Regions from separate parts of the Homo sapiens genome. Here region 1 is linked to region 2. The links are chromatin loops, found by intact Hi-C in ENCODE. Cell type or tissue: mammary epithelial cell. All regions are shown on one strand. Each heading gives the region's core, and the rest is flanking DNA. Links, peaks and the distances in the headings are about the cores only.

What was found. Peaks named below come from ENCODE experiments on the same cell type or tissue, not always from the same donor. Only the 100,000 strongest peaks of a DNase experiment are listed, where the experiment ranks them.
Region 1: it touches region 2 in a loop (4-fold over the local background); 2 of 110 quality-filtered maps call a loop at or near these places.

Annotation. Positions count from the first base shown.
Region 1 is chr16:86,872,789-86,875,694 of GRCh38, reverse strand. No RefSeq gene overlaps it. Among named protein-coding and RNA genes, the nearest start is that of LINC02188, 150 kb to the right of the region's middle. In mammary epithelial cell, for the core only: a CTCF peak has its summit at 1,364; no DNase peak of the experiment used is centred there.
Region 2 is chr16:87,277,670-87,280,575 of GRCh38, reverse strand. All of the region lies in intron 3 of LOC101928682 (a long non-coding RNA gene), which reads left to right. Among named protein-coding and RNA genes, the nearest start is that of C16orf95, 38 kb to the left of the region's middle. RefSeq lists an enhancer at 1,028-1,533. In mammary epithelial cell, for the core only: a CTCF peak has its summit at 1,774 (motif pointing right); a DNase peak (open chromatin) is centred at 1,775.

The DNA.
Region 1 (2,906 bases), core at 199-2,698, 400 kb after region 2:
TTCTCTGACGTGGTCTTAAAAGTGCCTATAGACCTGGCCTCTAGGGATGAAGAAAACATCAAACATGACCACGATCCCTCTGTTTGGCTATTTCATTTTTTCCTAAGACGGAATGTTATTTCACTTGGGAGTCATTCAGTTTCAGATGATAGAAAACAAGCCCTGAATTGGTTTCTGAAGTAAAATAAATTATTACCTTATCTAACTGGACAGTTTGGAGGTGCTGACTTCAGGCAAGACTTGATCCAGGGGTTCTAAGAAGCCACAAAACATCATTGCTGAGTCTCCTCACTCTGCCTTCCAGGGCATGGGCTTCTTCCTCAGCCTCTGCTGGGTGTCCCATAGTTCCAGACTCTTGTCTTAGGGTTCCAGCAATTCTACTCCTCAAATCCTCATGGTATACAATTGGGGTGGGGTGGGAGTGGGAATGGGTGGTAGGGAGGAAGAGAAACAGAAAGGGAGAGATAGGGATGGGGTAAGGTAGAAAGGAGAGCGGGGTGGAGATTATTTCTGTGTATCTCTTCAAGTCCTGCCTCTGCCTAAGCACACAGCTAGGAAGATGCTGATCCGATTAAGTCAAAAGGGCCCCATATTAAATAGGGCCACTCTGCTGATCTCATTTTAACTTGATCACCTCTGCAAAGACTGTTGTCAAATTAGGTCACATTCTGAGGATCCAGAGTCAGGATACCATCATATCTTTTTGAGGGGACATAATTTACCCCACAACAGAGAGGAGGAATCTTCTATGGGTCTGAATATTGTTGGCACCTTTACTTTTCAACACGCATAGGACTCTGCCGCCTCCCGCTCCTAAGCCTGGCTGCTGACCAAGCAGCACCTGCAGGGCTCAGGGTTCCAATAATGTGGGGACCCCCCCTTTCTACGTCCAGTTCTCCAGAGAACAGGCTTACTTGGGGCCGCTGGGCCCTGGAAGTCCTTCTACTTCATTTATTTTATGTAAGAGACTCATCTGTGTCTCATACACTTCTCTTTGCACTTAACCATAATCCTGGTGTTAGTTAGAAACTATCCAGAAAAGAGACAATCTGCCTGGTGGCACGGGAGGTCGGAACTGGAAAAGGCCTTAGAGGAAATCAATTTCCAGCCCAGTGTTCTTCAGGCTGGGCTTTGTGCTATCGCAGAATTCCTGGGAGTTTGGTGGCCTCTGTTGGGTCTTAGTTTGGGCTCCTCAGAAGCATACCCAGAGACAAGGAGTCATGGGCAAGCTGTTTATTTGGGAGGTGACCCAAGGAAACCCCCAAGGGAGTGGGGAGGCAGGACAGGGAAGGGGAACAGCAGCAGAGCTTTAGTTCATAGGCAGCCACTGCCCCGGGCACCTGGGGTTCAGTACCACTGTGGACCTCTGGGGGTCAGCGTAGAGCTGGCCTCAGTTATCTCAGTGAATGAGTGAGGGAGCTGGGATATTTATACATCAAATCCTCTGTCTGCTACTGGCAGTGGGCTGATTCTGTTAGAGCCACAGGGATTCACAGTAAATGGTCTTTTGTGAGGCACATCAGGGGATGAAGAGGGGGCACCAACAATTACTATAAGGGGGCACCAAGGTATCAGATTCAGATGTTGATTTAAAGGCTGAGCATCTGCATGAGGATTTTAAAAAACAAGCTACAGGTGTGTTAAACATAACAGCAGTGTCAATGGAGCAGAAGGGCAATGAATGGAAAGTAATTCTTCCCTGGAGTCCAGTTCCCAGTCCCTCCCCAGAGCACTGAGTGAGTGTCTCAGGGGTCCTTCTGATGTTTTCTTTCTGTATCTGAGCAGATGCAAAGAAAAGACACACTTTCCTTACTCAGTGGTAGCCTGCTATTGATGCCTCCAATGCTTTGCCCTTTTCCTCAGCAATTCACCTGGAATTCATTCCTGTCCGTATGCTTGGTGGTGCCTCATCCTTTTTATTTACCATGGCAGCATAGGACGTAGTACTCCAGTGTGTGGACATGGTACTCCAGTGTGTGGACATGGTACCCCAGTGTGGGGACGTGGTATTCCAGTATGTGGACATACCATGACTTATTTAATCTGTCTTCTAATACTGGGCATTTTGGTTGTTTCCAATCTTTTGTTACTACAAACAAGGGTGTAACAAAATGTTTATCTCTTTGTACAGAGGCATGAATTGATCCATTGGATAAATCCCTAGAAGTGGAATTTATTTGGCAGAATCTTCTGTTTTTAAGTTTTTGGCAAATACTGTCCAAACACTTTTGAAAGAAGTTGACCGATTTGACATTCTTGTGGCAAGAGCCCATGGGGTACATGGCTCAGATGTCCCTCATGTCAGGAGAAACCCTGCTGTGGGGTGAGGGTGGCTGGTGCCTCCAGCTTCCAGTGCCCTCTGGCTCTACCTCTGCTCTCCAGCCAAGGCCCCATGTCTCCAGGGCAGCTAATGGTCAAGCATGGCAGAAGCACAGGGCCCCTCCATTTCTGCCTAGCAGGGGCATCCTCTATGGGGCACCTTCAGTCTGGGGCTCTCGGTCAGCATGGCTGAGACATCCTCTGAGATGCACTGCAGGCTGAGGCTCTTGCTACTGCATGCTCCTTCCTTCCCCTCTCCTCTCACGGGTGTCGGACCAGCATTGCAATCTGAAGGCTCGCCCGCGCCCTCCAGCTCCCCTTCCATTTTCTGCAGTGCACTAGCACCACCTCCCTAATACATAGCTCACATTCCTGACTCCATCGTGGCATTCCTTCCTGAAGACCCATGCTGACACCCACTGACAATGTGTGAGGATGGGCTTCTGATGGTACTCGGTGAGCAGGGGTCTATGGCTAAGTGGTTTCTGAGCTCCCAAGCTTATCCAAATCTCTCACTTTATAACAGGAAATCTAAGGCCCAGAGAGGGCAAGCCACTTGCCTGAGGCCACACACTCAGGGGTAGCAG
Region 2 (2,906 bases), core at 238-2,737:
TATTGGGACACTTGGTAAAATGGAAGTCAGGTCAGCAGATTTGATAGTAACACTGTATCCAAGCAATTCTGCTGGTTTTGAGGATTGTGCTGTCTTGAGAAAGAGAATGTCTTTGCTTTCAGGAAATACACATTGAAGTATTTAGGGGCACCAGGGGTGTTATGTCTTGGGTATCAGATTTTTTTAAATTTTCACACCAGCTTATTTTTATCCCTGTTTTCCAGATGAGAAAACTGAGGCTCAGAGCCGTGAGATGCGAGCCGGGGTGGAGGCAGCTCTGCTTGGTGCCTCTTCTCTTGCTGGTTTGTGCATCCACGACTTACCTCTGCCCATCTGCTTGGTGTGAGCAGGTGCAGCTCTGTTCTGGTCCCTGGTGTAGCCCCTGAGCCTGGCTCAACTGCCTGCCCCATGACAGGAGCTCAGTAAATACCTTCTGCGTGAAGGGCCACCATGGAACTTAGCACAATTAATATCTTGGCTTTGGGGCTGAACCTTGGCTCAAATTCCAGCTCTGCTACTCAGAAGCTGTGTAACTTTGGATAAGTTAACTAACTTATCTGGGACACAATTTTTCATATCTCATTCCTATTGCATGGCGGTTATGCTGAAGATCTAATAACACAGGCTGGGCATGGTGGCTCACGCCTGTAATCCCAGTACTTTGGGAGGCTGAGGCGGATGGATCATCTGAGGTCAGGAGTTCGAGAGCAGCCTGACCAATATGGTGAAACCCCATCTCTACTAAAAATACAAAAATTAGCCAGGTGTGGTGGTGTGCACCTGTAATCCCAGCTGCTCGGGAGGCTGAGACAGGAAAATTGCTTGAACGCAGGAGGTGGAGGTTGCAGTGAGCTGAGATTGCACCATTGCACTGCAGCCTGGGTGACAGAGCAAGACTCCTAAAAAAAAAACAAATCTAATGACACAATGATGCGGATAAAGTGCTTACTGCAACACCTGGCCTGGCACAGAAGTGCAGTTCACATTTACTGAATGAATGAGTGAGCAGGTTAGTGAATGAATGAAAGGTTCAAGTGACCTCTACCTCCGGGGGACGCTAGCTTGCCCTTCAGCAGTATTTATCGGAAGTGCCAGGGAGAGATTTGCTTGGAAATTTAATTGAACAAATGATGCATCCCCATCATCTGTGTGCTTCTGCGTGTCCTTCCTGCTCTCTCTCCCACCCCGTGGAAGCTCCGGGCAGCAGCCCCTGCCTACCTCATCCGTGTCTTTCCCCAGCACACACACACTGTCACGCGCGGCCGGCACACACGCCTCCTTGCTGACAACTCCTCCTGTTTCTCTTTAGGACGTATTGGCTAGGTGTGTCCCGGTGCCAGGTCATACCCAGGGCACTGAGCGACTGTGGCTTCTGATTTTGTCTGCCCTGCACCTCTAATTTCTTCCCCTGTGGCCCCCCAATCTTGCTTATGGACGGGGCTCCCTTGGCTCGGTCATCCTCCTCCTGGAGCTCCCCTGGGCTCCTCTCCAAGGTGCTCCTTGCTCCCAGCTGCAGGAAGCCCGCATCCTCTGGCTCATGGGCCAGGCTGGTGGTGCCTGTCCTTTGACGGTGCAGCACCTGCACTCTCGCACTGCTGCCCGAGCCCAGTGAGGCCAGCCCACCCTGCTTTCCTTACGAGCACGAGGTACTCGTGCCCTATTGACTTCCTCTGCTAACTGGGACTGGAGAGGCTGGCAGCTCAGGACGTCCGAGGCGGCTGCTGGGTTCTGCAAGCCGGACACCAAGCGGGCGCCACATCTCTGCCGGCCAGGAGGTGGTGCTGTCCCCTGGTTTATGGCCCGAGGTGAAGGCAAGTAGAGACTCTCCTGCTTGTCCTGAAAATGCTGCCTTAAGATCAAGGGAAAACAATAGGTATTTGAGCCAGTTATCTAGAAGGAAAAATCAAATCAAATCAATGAGCGCAGGCCTCTATTCAGGTCCTGCATCCGAGCTTTGAGGACCCGTCTTAGAGTGAGGAAGGGACTTCTTTGAGCCCTGCCTGGAAATCCTGTGGGAAAGGATGGCAGGGCTGAGACTCAGGGCTGCTTTTCTGAGAGACGGAGACGGCAGCTCTGGGCTGTGCACAGTCCCTGCCTCTTGCCCAATGCCCCTAGGAAAGTGACGGGGCCACCCGAGCCTCAGGTCCTCACCTGAGAAATGGAGATAAAAGTTCAGGCGCCGTGGCATGGTCGAGGCGTGGTCGGGCTCCGTGGCGTGGTTGGGCGCCGTGGCGTGGTCGACGGCTATAACTGAGCCTGTGAACATGCGGCGTGGTCCTGGCCTGCTGCCTGGGACACCCCTGCTTCGACTGGGATGTTGGTCCTGTTGCTATGGTCAGAGACTGTGGGGGCTCTGAGATACGCTTGTCACTGAGAGGGGCTTTGTTGGAGGATGCAGCCCTCTTGATGTCTAGGGGAGTGGGCCTGACATTTATGGAGCACCTGCCGTGTTCAGGGACCAAGTGCACACAGATGAACACCCAACCCCGCCTCTCAGACTCACAGGGGTAAGCGTGTCCTGCTCCCTCTGGAGTTTCTGGGGAACGTGGGCAGAGTGTGGTCTCTTCTGTCCCAGGTGCGTTGGAGGAAATGACTTTTGAGCTGAGTGTTAAGGGACAATTAGGATTTCTTAGGGGGAAGTCGTGTGGGAAGGGCATTTGACAGAGGGAACAGCCTAGGTGGAGGTGTGGAGGCAGGAAAGCATCCTGCATGGCTGAAGGGCTGCGGGGCAGCCTGGAGGAGGAGGACAGGCGGTGTGTGGTGGGTCCCTGCAAGTGTGGGCATCGCCCTAGGCCCATTAGTGCAGGCTGGGGTGTTCTTTAAGCCAGGGCAAAGAAATCCCTGACAAGGAGGGACAAGTGCAGGCTGCGCCAGTGTTTGCTCTCCTCTGAAAAAGGGTGGAGGCC